2 separate regions of the Homo sapiens genome follow, and region 2 is linked to region 1. The links are chromatin contacts, found by Hi-C or POLR2A ChIA-PET in ENCODE. All regions are on one chromosome and are shown on one strand. Each heading gives the region's core, a stretch centred on a gene start or an enhancer-like site at or near the end of the contact. The rest is flanking DNA. Distances are from core to core; before and after follow the strand shown.

Region 1 (7,226 bases), core at 22-2,521:
AAGAAGCCAGGATTTTAGTGGTTCTGCACTCAGAAACCAGGGCACAAGAACGCAGAGGCAGATGCCCTAGTGGACAGACGACCAGGGAGGGCCAGCGGTTCTTCTCCATGCGTGGACACAGGAGCGGTCTTCTCTTCATGTCCAAACTGAGATACCATCTGAGGAAAAGGAGAGGCCCAAAATTAATTAATAAAGCCCTGAATTGACTAGGACGAAGACCATTATTGACTCAGGAGTAGCCTGGTTTGACTAAGATGAAGGATATGCCATTAAGCGGGAAGGGGCAGAGGATGGAAATAAAGCTCAGTTTGCATTCATATAAACGTACAGGCGCGCACCATCATGCCCGGCTAATTTTTGTGTTTTTATTGGTCAGGCTGATCTCGAACTCCTGAGCTCGCGATCAGCCCGCCTCGGCCTCCCAAAGTGTTGGGATTACAGGCGTGAGCCACCACGCCTGGCAACGCCTCTAGGAGCAAAACGTGCATTTCAGCTTTTGAGGTTCCCTGCTGTGCACAGCCCTCAGCTTGCCATCTATAGGCCGCTCCATTGACAGGGGTTGAGAGGGTGAGACTTTCTCAGGCCCACGGCACAGGCAGTGATGCATATCCGCCATGAGGGGGCGGCGAAGCCTAGAGAAAGAGAGAGACACCTGAGACGAGTTCGAAGAGGCGGGAGGAGGGAAAAAGCTGGGGCGGGAGGAAAGGGGACGGGCAGGGAGGGATGGAGAGGAAGAGAGAGAAGGAGGGATGGAGAGGAAGAGAGAGAAGGAGGGAGGGAGAGGAAGAGATGATAGAGTGAGGGAACGAGGAGGAGACGAGGAGGACTTGTGGGAGGAAAGAGAGAGCAGAGAAAAGGTGAGGAGTGGGAGGAGGGAGAGGAGAGAGGGAGGAACGGGAAGGAGGAGAAGAGTGGAGTACGAGGGAAAGAAGGAGGAATGAGAGGTGAAAGGAGCAGGGGAGGAGGGAAAGCAAGTTACTGAAGGGGAAAAACAGTTCTCTGGACAGCAGTTAGCGACAGTTGTAGAGTACTTTACATTTTACAGTGTGTCACAGATACTGGCTCATGTTTCCCTCACAGTAACAACCCAATTAAGCGGTAAGCAGTAATTGCTGTCCACGTATTATTTTCAACCTGAAATGTTATTTTTAACAAAACATACTTTATATATGACAAAATAAAGAGAAACATTGGGGCAAGTGTACAGACTAATGAACATTTACTACGTTTTAGTTTAGTGGTTTTTTGTTTTGTTTTGGTTTGGTTTTGACACAGAGTTTCACTCCTGTCACCCAGGCTGAAGTGCAATGGTGCTGTCTTGGCTCACTGTAACCTCTGCCTCCCCAGTTCAAGCGATTCTCGTGCCTCAGCCTCCTAAGTAGCTGGGATTGCAAGCATGCGTCACCATGCCTGGCTAATTTTTTATATTTTTAGTAAAGACAGGGTTTCACCATGTTGGCCAAGTTGGTCTTGAACTCCTGGCCTCAAGTGATCCAGCCACCTCGGTCCCTCAAAGTGCTGGGATTACAGGCATGAGCCACCAAGCCCGGCCTTGTTTTTTGAGACAGAGTCTCAAAAACCAAGGCTCTGTTGCCCAGGCTGGAATGCGGTGACACAATCACAGCTCACTGCAGCTCCAACCTCCCGGGCTCAAGTGGTTCCTCCCACCTCAGCCTCTATAGTAGCTGGGACTACAGGCATGAGCCACCATGTGTGAGCTACATTTCATGGTCTCTTTAAATCCATTTCTATGTTAATTCTCAGATCTCTGAATAGCATGTCACCAAAAAGCATGCTGTCTGAGCATGTCAGAGCTCAGACACAGAGGCAAAGGGACAGAGCAGCACACAAAACTTAACAGAAGTGCGTTCTCAAGGAGTCGGCTTGCTAATGGTACAGAGAGAAAATAAGTAACACGTAATGTCAGATGATGACTTAAATGTTATGGAGAAAAATTAAGCATAGGCATGGAAGTAGGATAAAGAGGGGCAGGGGACAGGGAAGTGGTTAGGGAGGGTTTTAAGCAGCCTTCTCATCTGTCAAATGGGGACAATAGCCCCTACCTGCAGGCAACACACCCTCTTTCCACCAATCATCCTTGGACTCCTCTCAGGGAGTCAGCCGGGACAGTACCCAGGGTAAGTCATCTTACCTCTCCCCTCCAGCAGGTCTCCAATAGGGAAGGAGGGATGGTTACTGTACATGTGCCCTTCACAATTTCAGATCCTTATAACTGGAAGGCTCATTCTAAATGACTAGAAAGAGATCCTGAGGGGGTCTTATTTCCAGCCCCTCCAAACAAATTTCAGATCAGAATACCATGCTAGTCTTCAACTTCTTAGCAGAAAGGGAAGTTATAAGGTCTCCCAGGGAAAAGCACAGATTTATCAGCAGCAGGTTACCTATTTGGGGTCCCTCCTAGAAGGAGAACAACGTTTGTTCCAAGACAGATGGGAGGTAATATGCCAACTATAAGCACCAGGGACCCAGAAGCAACTCTGAGAGTTCCTGGGAATGGCCTGGTTCTGCCACCTCTGGATTCCTAATTTTGGCCTCATTGCCCACCCCTCATATAAACAATCAAAAGGAAAGGACATGGGCCCTTTTAAATGGATGGTAGAATGCAACCAAGCAGTCCAAGTGGTTAAGACCCAGCTTATGAGAGCCCCAGCATCAGCCCTATCAGCTGTAAGCAAACCCTTCCATCCTTATATCCATGAGAAGAGAAGGAATATCCCTAGGGGTATTAAACACTAGCCTCTCTGCCTCGAGTCTACTTTTCTAAGCAACTGGACCTGGTTGCTAAAGGCAAGCCATCTTGCCTCTGGTCAGTGGCAGCTACAGCCCTCCTCCTGAAGGAGACAGAGAAGCTAACCTTTGGACAGCCCTTAACCATCTGGACTCCTCACCATACCCAAACTCTCATAAAAGAAAGGGAGGCAGAATGGCAATCCCCGGGCAGGACCCTCTAGTTACAGGTAATGCTTATTGATAACTCCCATATAATTTTAAAGGTGTGTAATAATTAGAACCCTACCACCCTCTTTCCATCTAAGGATGGGCATTTATTCCACAACTGTCTAGAAGTGATGGAAGAAGTATACTCCAGTAGACTAGCCCATTGAAGATGCAGAAGCCAGCCGGGCGCGGTGGCTCATACCTGTAATCCCAGCACTTTGGGAGGCTGAGGCAGGCGGATCACAAGGTCAGGAGTTCAAGACCAGCCTGGACAATATGGTGAAACCCGATCTCTACTAAAAATACAAAAAAATTCGCTGGGTGTGGTGGTGGGCACCTGTAGTCCCAGCCACTTGGGAGGCTGAGGCAGGAGAATTGCTTGAACCCGAGAGGTGGAGGTTGCAGTGAGCCAAGATCATGCCACTGCGCTCCAGCCTGGGTGACAGAGCGAGACTCCGTCTAAAAAAAAAAAAAAAAAGAAAAGAAAAAAGAAAATGCAGAAGCCGAATGGTTGACTGAAGAGAGTAGCTGTATGCAAGGAGGACAAAGGAGGACAAGTTATGCTATCTCCTATCTCACTAAAGTTATAGAGGCCCATGCCCTCGCTATGGGATGCTCTTCACAAAGCAGAACTTATTGCACTAACCCGGCTGCTGGAGTTGGGGGAAGGAAAAATTATCAGCGTATACACAGATTCCAAGTATGCCTACTGTATGCTACACACATGGAGCTGTTTGGAAGGAAAGGGGCATGTTAACATCTGATAACAAGCAGGTCAGAATGGTGCTGTCATTTTTAAAGCTATTGGACTTTAAATAAGAGAACCAGCCCATAAGAGAACAAGCCAGGTGGCGATTGTTCACTGCAGGGGCCACCAAAAGCAGAAGCACAAATACAATTATTAATGATTGTTTTTCAGGGCATGTCCTCAAATGTTGACCCCAGGATGCATGGGACCCTGAAATAGAACTGGGGTCCATAGGGTTACATGCCTCCCACTTCCATGCCTGGTTACAAGGGCTTACCACTGCAACATCTGTTCTTTCTCCCCTTCCTTCCTTCCTTCCTTCCTTTCTTTTCTTCCGTTTCTCCTCTCTCTCTTTTTCTTTCCTAAGATAGAGATGGAGTCTTACTATGTTGCCCAGGCTGGTCTTTAACTGCTGAGCTCAAGTGATCCTCCTGCCTCGGCCTCCCAAAGTGCTGAGATTACAGGCATGAGCCACCACCCGCAACCTGCAGTGTCTTTAAAAGGAACTGGAAACCTTCGGTCATGTGGCATAACCCTCTTTATTACTATCTCTCGTTGTTAGAAGGGAGTTTGCATCAATACATCTCATCTAGGGTCCTCAGGGAAAGTATTTAACCTTAGGGTATTCCTTTCCACTGCTTTAAATATCACAGGATCCAAGGCTGTGGAGAAAGGAGCCTATATGATCCAGACCAACTCCACTTTGGGCCCTTAGCTACCTCTAATCTAATTATTAGTAGAAGTGGTATAGGGCACTCCCTATAGCATTTTCTGGTGTCTAGGGATAGGTGACCTAAAGAAGTCCATTAAAAACATCTCAATCCTTATTCAACAACCACAGAAAGCTACAGTCAATACTCTGGATGCTCAACAGACAGCCTTGAACTCCCTACTTCAGTGCTGCAAAACCGAACGACCCTAGATGTACTCACAGCAGAGGCAGGGGCACATGTACCATGTTAAGAGAGGAATATTGCTTCTATATAAATACCTCAGGCCAAGTTGAAGAAAACTTAGAAATCTGTTATCAAAATATAGCTATACTGGACAAGACAAAGGGAGACCCCTCTTCACCCATCCTAGGCAGGATAGCTAATGATTAATTAGGGTGGTTGGGACCATGACTAAGCCCCATTGTCTCAGTAATTGTTCACAGCAGTAACCCTTTTAATTTTTGGTCCCTGACTTCTGAACTCTGTCACCAAGTTTGTTGCAAAAAGCCTAAAAGCCATAAACATTCAAATGTTGGGCTACTCAGGGGTACCAACAGCTAAGCCTATAGCCAGGAGAGAATCAAACCTATCTGAAAATGACCAGGAAGAGTTTCACTCCTTTAACAGGATGCTTGCCTATGCCCAAACTCAGCATAAAGAAGCTACAGAAAATAGACTTTGCCCTTCAGCACCCCTCAAGAATGAGGCGTGAACATTTAAAAAGGGAATTTGTTGCCCTTGCAATGCCTACATGACTTAGCTGGACCCCTATTCTGCTTTTGTTGCCCAATGCAAGGCATATGTGATATACGAAGTAAATTCCTACTCAGCTTAACTCTGCTTAATTTTGGGAAACAGGATGTCTGTGATCATAGATTTCTTCTTAGGCAGCTTATTCATCCCCTGAAAAACCTCTAGCTTCATTCTAATCCAGTTTCCATGCTAAATGACATTCGCACTTGCACCATGACAGTTGACAATCACCATGATAATGACTGGAAGAGACTGAAAAAGGACAAAAAAGAGGAGGCTCCTTGATTCCAAGAAAATCTTCGTCCCTTCTCAAGAAAAAGCAGGAATATTCCTTCCCTTGCTCTTAATGCCCACCCCTTTACTAAGTAAGATACCGTACATCTGTGACTTCCCAGTTCTCAGGGGCTGGAAAGTTATTTGCAAGCTATACTCCCACTTCTCCAACTCCACGGTCATTAGATAAAGCCTACACTGCTTGACACTTGGTTTTGTGTATTGGTTTCTGGACACCACACAGAAAAGAGCCCCTTTAGGAGTAACTGGGACCCCCAGTAACAATATAGCAGAAAGGAAGACTAAAGTCTGTCCAGAAATCTGAACAGATTTTTGTCAAAAACCATTGTCCACTCTGCGGGCCCAACAGACTTTGCCCCACACCACTGTATGTTCTTCAAACCCATTGGATTCTCCCTAGAAATTATTTATTGCCCCTCAACAGAATTCCTCTTCATCCTGCTTCCACAACCTGTTTTGCCAGGATCCTAGCCCCCATTCTTTCTGTAACCTCAAGATGATATACAAGTCTCTATACTCATTGAGGGGTTGAGCCTTCATTCTGAAGGCTCCTGTACATACACATTAAGTAAATTTGTATGCCTTTTCTCCAACTAATTTGCCTTTTGTGAGTCACTTTTTCAGTGAAACTTCAGAGGGCCAAAAGAAAAGCCTTGGTCCCCACACTCGCAAATAGCAAGCGGCATAACTCCTTCCAGCATTACTTTCATAAAGTCAAAATGTTTTTCTTCATGAAGTATTTATTTTATAATTTCTATAGTCTGAGAAGTAGTTCACTATTTTCTCTATTATCGTGCACAACACAGCAGTTATGAACAGAAACTTCAGTATGAGACACATCTGGCTTTAAATATCAGCAATCTGTTCATCTCTAAGTGACCTGGGCCGGATACTTAATTTCTCTGAGCCTCATCTGTGGGATAAGTGTAACCCAGGATCCCCAGGTCACTGCAGAAAAACTACCCACTTGTAACTGTTGCACCTTGAGTTTTTGTTATTTCAAAAAGTTTCCAGGAACAACCCCAGCCCCTGCAAAACAAAAACCAATTGGATCCAGAGATGCCTGAGTTGGAGAAGAACTTTTTTGAACTTTCCATATTACCATACTAAAACCAAGACGGGAGCCTATTCGTCATTTTTTGTATATGTGATGTATGAAGAAACATGATCAACGGCTGCACCTGCGCTGACTTTATCCCACTTTTACATACAATGACTCAGCTGAACAGCACAATAAAGGCCCCACTTTCACCTTTGTTCCAGGAGGCACTGCTTTGGGAACTACTCCAATGTTCTCTTTACTTGTTGCAAGTAATCAAATACCTTTGTTAAATCCTCCGTGGTTGCAGTCATTGGACTGACACCTGCCAAGCGATGGAACCTGTCGTGTGGGTAATGTAAGCTCAGCACTAACTGTTTAAAAGTGATGTTCTGAGGATTAAATGAGATCATGCATATATAAAACACAAGTATAGTGGCTGTAAAAAAGCCAATAATTAGCAGTTGATAAAAATTAGTTTCATTCTCATCCCCTACACCGTCTGTTACCTGCATTAAATTGCAATGATCTGCCTGTATTAAGGCCCTCATTTGAACAAATCAATTATAAAAATACATTTTTGAGACAATTGGGGAAACTTGTGTAAGACTGGGTTTAGACGATTTGAAGAAAATGCAGTATTAATTTTACTAAACATGATAAAAGCACTGTGGTTATGAAAAAAAGCTTACCAGAGATTCATTCTAAAATGCTTATGTGT
Region 2 (6,901 bases), core at 775-3,274, 130 kb after region 1:
AAAGTAAGGGGAGTGTAAGGGTCTACCAGCTGTTTTAGCCTCCCCTTAAATAATCTGTCTGATAAACTTCCACCCTCAAGCAATTGGCTCAAACTTAGTCCCTTGGCTTCCCCTGTCTACAAATGAGATGGACACCTTGCAATAAGAAAATGGGATTTTATTACTGAGAAAAGTAGATCTGTTATTGAACAAGCAGCCAGCCAACTCTACCACAGAGCCTAAATTCAAACTGTTGTAGTATCATTTTCTACCAGCCAAGGTTTCAGCTAAGTCCTAGGAGTTTTAATTACTTTAAGGGTCTGTTTTATAACATAAACAAATGATAGGCCTTTATATTTTATTTGTGACCCAACTAAAGTTGCAAGTGCTAGTGATACAGGATTTTTATTTGTCACTTTGCAAGCAGGGGACCTCTGGCCAGCAACACCCCACCCAAGCCTCGCTTGGCTAAACTGGCATGCCCCAGCTCACCTGTGTTATAGCTTATACCCACGTTCAGCAGTTCCTGAGCTCTTGTACCATGCCCAAGAAGAATGAGGATACACTAGACGTTGAAGGGTGAGGAGGGCTGAGAAGAATTTTATCAAGCGACTGAACAGCTCTCAGCAGAGAGGGGATGCTGGCACCCCTACCTGAAGGCAGGAAAGCTCCCCCTGTGTGGCTGGGTCCAGGCCTGTTTTATGGACTCAGAATGGGAAGTGTGTGCTGAATGGTTTGTGAGTATGCAAAAAAGGTTAAAGTGAAGACACCACTCAAAGATGGCCACAACAGTGTAAAAAAACAATTAGGAAAGTGTGGGTATATGGAAAGTAGTTGAAGGGTGGGGACCAATCAGAGGAAAGTGCACCAAACAGGAAGACAAGTTCTCAACAAGTTCTCAATTTGGGCTGAGGATTTACCTTGTAGTTTGGCTTTCAGGCTTTAAACTGTCTTCAGCTTGGAGGTGGGGTATCACTGGGGACCCATTGCTACCTGCCTAGGCATCTGACTGCCTCCTGTCTGCTATCACTAGGTCCCAAGGTTTGTAGCAAGGACCCCTTACAAAGACATCCCCCACAGTCTACCCAAAGGTTAACCTTAGAACATATTTCATTGTCAGAGTGAGAAACAAATACACATGAAAATACAGTATGGCACAAATAAGGAGCAAGAGGTGAAGAAAGCTTCAGTCACACCCAAAATAATTTTGTGAAAAATATAAAATATGCAGTTATAGACAGCACTAACTCTGGATACCAGAAAATTCTATAATTCGGTAATGGATCTGAGACCTGAATTTTGGAGGTACTAAAATAGATGCAATAGATCTAGTTTTCATTATGTTCATACTTTCATTTGGCTCTGTGGTAAAAGATGATAATATCCAAAACAAAAGATGATAATATCCTCCATGTAACAATTACATGCAAGGGGATGTCTGCAAACTGCCACAGTATCATTTTAATTAATACCTATCTTCTCTTCTTAAAATCTTTTCATTTTTCCACTCAGTTCTCCTGATATTTCTGTTATGATATAAAAGACAGCTGAATGTGAAGAAACACTGATTGTACACGTAACACACACATTAATGATTCAAATATGTAAACACAGAGAGCTGCAAACACTTTGAGAGGTAGGGCTGAAACTTTTCGTCAATGTGTACAATTCAATATCGTTTCAGTTTTCATTCTAACCGTCCCCAGTGGCTTCTGCCCAGCAACTGATGAGAAATGGTACCTCTGAGCCAATCAAAACACGAATTCCTACAAAGAGGATTCTCTTAGTGTTTCTCGGACCGAGTGTACAGCACATGCTTTCTTTTCCTTTATTCTGGATCAGAGAATCTTAACTAAAGCAGAAATAATTGTGTTAAATTAAACTAAATTTGGTATGAGATATGTATACATTTAGCCTGAGGGATGGCTCTTGAGCCCTTAAATAATGAACTGCAACCTAACTTAGTATGTAAACTAACTGAAAGCTTAAGGCATGGGAGTATACTTTTGTAACAAATAGCTGAGTCTCAGCCAATCCCAGTAGCCGAACTTCAGTCGGCGGCAGTCAACCCTGCAGCCAAGTGATCAGACTATGTTCAAATAAGGCCAACTCTGAGCTGTAACCAATTAAGCTGTTTCTGTGTGTCACTTCCCTTGTGGAATGGAGCTCACTGAACCTCTCTGATGGCTGCCCGATCGTTCTGATGGTTTGCAAATTGTTCTTTGTTCAAATTAAACCCTGCTAAATTTAATTTGTCTAAAGTTTTTATTAACAACAGAAAACTATTGATTACCTTTTTTTGTGGGCTATGATTTTCAGATAGGAATATTAAGGAGTAAGTGGGGAAAATTGCTTAGAGCCAGGGCTACAAGGCCTGGAAGAAAAGGGACTGAAAAGCTGAGAGGGGAACTGGCACAGAGAAAGGGGTGAGGATGGAGAGGGTAGAATGCAAAGAGTAAGGACCTGAAGAGGCTGAGATTTGGCTGAAGAGGGACAACCTGAATAGAGAAACCTTCCAACTGCATGTTCTTAGGAACTAATTACAGTCAGAAAGGAGCAAAGACTCCTTTTTTTTTTTTTTGTCAGAGTCTCACTGTTGCCCAGGCTGGAGTGCAGTGACACAATCTCGGCTCACTGCAGCATCCACCTTCCCAGCCAAGCAATTCTCTGGCCTCAGCCTCCGGAGTAGCTGGGAATACAGGCATACGCCACCACACCTGGCAAATTTTTTGTATTTTTAATAGAGACGGGGTTTCACCATGTTGGCCAGGCTGGCCGGCCAGGCTGGTACTGAACTCCTGACCTCAAGTGATCCACCCACCTTGGCCTCCCAAAGTGCTGTGATTACAGGCATGAGCCACTGCCCCCAGCCAGGAGACGAAAAGACTCCTAAAATATCTCCTGGTTATGTTTAGGAACATATTCCAAAAGGTTCTAAAAAGAGATGTGCCTTAAAGATTCATATGTATATTGTAAATTTTCAACTCCATATTTTCTAGATGTCCCCAACATCCCCACAACAGCCCGTCAACACCCTGCCCAGGTGACCAAGTACACCAGTGCAACAGGGCTGGTTCCTGCCTGCTTGCCCTTGCTTAACTGTGACCTAGTGACCTCCTCCCATCTTTTGATCTTTATTCCTCTAGTTCACTTCCTTTGTCACTATCTCTCCACCCACACCTACTTGCCTTAATCACCTTAACAGCAAAGGCTGAATTATTGTAAACAAAAGGAGTCTGTCTTTTTAGTGCATGGGTCCCCAAGTATGTATATATGAATATGCAATGAACCCCAGGATACTAAGCTTCACTTAAGGATTTTTTCCTACAAGGACTCAGCTGTCACATTTGGGGGCATTTTGTTTTGTTTTGTGAATGTTTAACCAAGCTAATGGAGGAACTATTGGTACAATGAACTCAAAAAATGTACAGGATCAGCAGGGCATAGTGGCTCACGCCTGTAATTTCAGCACTTTGAGAGGCTGAGTTGGGAGGATCACTTGAGCCCAAAAGTTCAAGATCAGACTGGGAAACATAGTGAGACTTCATCTCTAAAAAATTAAAATAAAATAAAATAAATACAAGGAAAAAAGAAAAATGTACTGGATTGAGGGGAAAAATTTATGATGCAAACAGAAGAGCATTTATGATTGAAGTGAGAGAAGGATAATGGGGGAGGATGGTGAAAGAACATCAATCTAAATTTATATTTAAATTTACATGAATCCAGTGCAGGCAGCATCTCAGGGGAGGGAGGAGTCTATTTTTCTGTTGATTTCCTGGGCTAAATTCCTGACTGACTCATTGCTGAAAGTAAATAACATATTATTATAGTTGAAAGATTTTTTTTTAGTGTAGTGATTTCAAACTGTGCTCATTTATATGCAACCCATGAACGCCTCCCTTCTCCTATGTCTCCTTTTGAGTTGTAGGGCCAGTTTGAAGCTTTATATATCATTTACCAAACTTAGGGTGGTGAGTGGGTGCTGATGGCAGCCTGGTTTGAAAATCTCCACTGGAGAGAAGACACAGCAGGATTCAGATGCAAATGACCAGAGCACTCCAAGTTGGAAAGAACTGCTGAGCGGGTCTGTAGAGCCCATCGCTCTCTCCTGTCTATTCATCAGCTAGGCTGAAGCTCCTGACAGACTCACACCAGTATCTTGCTGCTCCAGAAAGGTCGAAGATGGCAGTTTTCCCAAACTCCGGCTTGCCCAGATGTCTGCTCACCCTCATTCTTCTCCAGCTGCCCAAGCTGGTTTCAGATAGGTCTCTCTCTCTGGCCTGCAGAGTTAAAACATCTCAATAAATATAAAGTATAAAAAGAAGCTGGAGCCCAACCACTTCGGCACATGTTCACAGGATCTCGGGGCTGTGTCACAAGCCACTGGGCACTCATATCTGGCTGAGAATAAATCTCTTGCAATATTTTACAGAGTTTGACTCTTTTTGTTTGACAAAATAAATTCAACTCATAACTGCTGAGTTTGGGCTCTGGGCTGTGGAGTTGTCTGGAAATGGGTGCTGGGCTCCCACTGCTGCCTTTCACTCAAGGCCCCCAGATATAGCAACCATCTCTTAGTATGTAAAGATCTGATCTCAAATCATCAGGAGCTTCCAGGTTATTTCATTTTCCTTTTTTTCTCTTCTTTTCACCGATGTTTGACGTCCAGGTTATTTCTAAGGTGACAGAAAGAAGCAGAACACTTTCTTGTGCCTGATTGATCAGTTGATGTTTTGTAGGCGATAGGATTCAGATAGTAACAGTCCTCCAGTGCGTCCTTCCCACTCTCATTTTCTTCCTCCTCCTCCTCACATCTCAGCCCCAGAGGCCTATTGAAGAATTTCTATTCATTTTACAAAGAAGCTCCTGAAATTTTTATGTTAGTTTTGTCTTTTTATTTTCCTCCTTCTTCTTCTTCCTCTTTTTCTTCTTCCTCTTCTTCTTCTTCACACCACTATACAAAGGAGGAAGTTTAGTTTTGTCTTTTACTTTAAATTACACAAGATTTTTTTTTCTTTCTCTCTCTGTCTCTTTATTATTTTAAATTGTTTGTAGAGATGGAGTCTCGCTCGAACTCCTTAGTTGGCTCAAGTGATCTTCCTGCATTGGCCTCCCAAAGTGCTGGGATTACAGGTGTGAGCCACCGTACCCAGCTGATTTTCTCTTTAACCTGGCAATGACTCTTGTTTCTGTTTTATTATAGAATGGAAACTGGCTCGATCTTGTGCAGGTTAGTGGCTGGGCACTGCTCTGGGTGCTGAGATTTAACCTCTGAGGTATCCAAAGACCTAAAATAAGTGGAAATGAAAAATGCTGATACCCTTTTAGTGATGAACACAGAGATTTTAAGTTGTGGGGAAAAAAAAAAGAAAGAAAGCCTAATACTTCCTTGGAACACAGAGAGGGGCTTTGGAAGATGGCCAAGAGTCCAGCTTCCTGTGAGATTATCTCACGAGGCATTACAAGCCTGGGCACAGTCAACTCTTAACATCACCCTCTGGCTGCTGGTGACAGAGGGAGCCTGGGGGAATGGAGACCCCTTAGCAGGCCAAACAGCCCTCCCCCTGAGGAGACCTATCAACTCCTACAGCAGTGCTCTGTTTCTTAGAAGCAAAAATAGTCCTGTAACCATAACACTCACCAATGGTCAGACTTTTTGTTTCTGTCTTTCTCTCCAGTTGAAGTGACTCTGGACCCAAACATAGCCCTCCCTCACCTCTTTCTTTATTAGGATTCAAATCTGTTTGACTGGAAGATTCATGTCAGAAACTGCCTGAAAAACCAGAGAGATGTGACTCCTGGCCCTGTGTGCTAGGCCTGGAAGCCTTCACCTCGGAGAGACATTACCAGGAAGTGGAGGTGGGAGATGGGAAATAATGGTTGGTTGGAGTCTGTAGGAAGAATGTGATGAAGAAAATTCTCCTTGCTCTTAAGAATGGGATCTGGGCTGTGGAGTCATCTGTAAATGGGTACTGGGCCCTCTCCCCACTCAAGACCCTTCTCTTCTTGTCAGATCCCAGCCCCCTGGTTGAGATTTTCCTGGACTATGAAGCAGGAGGCATCTCCTTCTACAACATGAGTGACAGAACCCCTTATCTATGCTTTCCCCAAAGGCTCTTTCTCTGGCTCCCTTCAGCCTTTATTCTTCTTGTGGTCATGCGATAAAAAGCCCCTGACCACCTGCCCAATTGTTGATGGACTTTCAGGAGGTCACAGTCTTGTGAAGCCTGGGGCCTAAGGAGATTCTGTTGTCCAGAATTCAGAAAATTCTGCCTCCAGAAATACAAATATGCTCTTTTCTAAACAAGTGACAACACAATGTAGCCATAGGCTCCCTTAAGCAGCCACCTCATGTCAACTAATAGTCTTTGCTCTCTAGCCTCTCTCCTCCAAAGTCCATTTCGTCTCCTGAGGCTTCAGCTATTACTGTCAGACCCTCAGTTACTTCTGATGAACAGGGATTAGGCTTGAGAAAATGGAGATGCATTTAGATTGGCAGATATGGGGGACTTCTTAATGTGCTTTTATTGCTGCCTTATCTCTGAAAACAGGTTCTGGGAGTTTGGGAATAAGTCTGAGGGCATATAAAGGATTGAGACTGAGTGACTTAGGAGTGTGAGAGGAAATATCTTGATGTTGAGAACAGGGTTGATGTGGAGGGGTATTCTCTGTGTTATGCATGTAAAAAGAAAAAAAGGAAAAAAAAATCATTACTGGGAAAGAAAACACCCCAAGCTGAAGTCCAAGAAAGGTACACAGAGGAAACACAGAAACAGTTGTGTTAGCAGAAGATGACATGAAACCCAGCTGACAGTGAAATTAGGAAGTTGCCTTGGAATTTCAAGAACTTGCATTCTCAAGTTTATGGTTCTGTGTCCAACAGAGCAGCAAAATCCAGCACTTCTTCTTTTGAGTCTCC

Evidence for each region. Hi-C counts contacts between places; a loop is a spot of excess contacts on that map. ChIA-PET counts read pairs that join two places held with the same protein, here RNA polymerase II (POLR2A). Pooled maps may share reads with other maps.
Region 2: a map of OCI-LY7 shows a loop between it and region 1 (5-fold over the local background). The contact joins two enhancer-like sites. A Hi-C loop is called at or near these places in 4 of 168 maps with a recorded cell type or tissue (CD4-positive, alpha-beta memory T cell, OCI-LY7, mammary epithelial cell and 1 more), 4 of 37 single-sample maps with no recorded cell type and 14 of 50 pooled maps. POLR2A ChIA-PET finds 5 or more read pairs at or near these places in 16 of 52 experiments (AG04449, B cell, BJ and 12 more).

Annotation. Positions count from the first base shown.
Region 1 is chr6:26,341,185-26,348,410 of GRCh38, forward strand. No RefSeq gene overlaps it. Among named protein-coding and RNA genes, the nearest start is that of TRW-CCA3-2, 13 kb to the left of the region's middle. RefSeq lists an enhancer at 1,326-1,465. Within about 2 kb of position 1,272, at least 2 of the 41 ENCODE cell types and tissues checked have a DNase peak (open chromatin) inside an H3K27ac peak, as active enhancers do; they include OCI-LY7, where a contact is called at or near this core.
Region 2 is chr6:26,472,212-26,479,112 of GRCh38, forward strand. LOC285819 (a long non-coding RNA gene) reads right to left here. Exons shown (of 4, transcript NR_038992.1): 2 at 5,624-6,901; 3 at 3,941-5,270. It also overlaps a transcript of BTN2A1 not described here and the pseudogene BTN1A1P1. Among named protein-coding and RNA genes, the nearest start is that of BTN2A1, 18 kb to the left of the region's middle. RefSeq lists enhancers at 1,624-1,673, 4,730-5,929 and a cis regulatory region at 5,931-6,366. Within about 2 kb of position 2,025, at least 41 of the 41 ENCODE cell types and tissues checked have a DNase peak (open chromatin) inside an H3K27ac peak, as active enhancers do; they include OCI-LY7, where a contact is called at or near this core.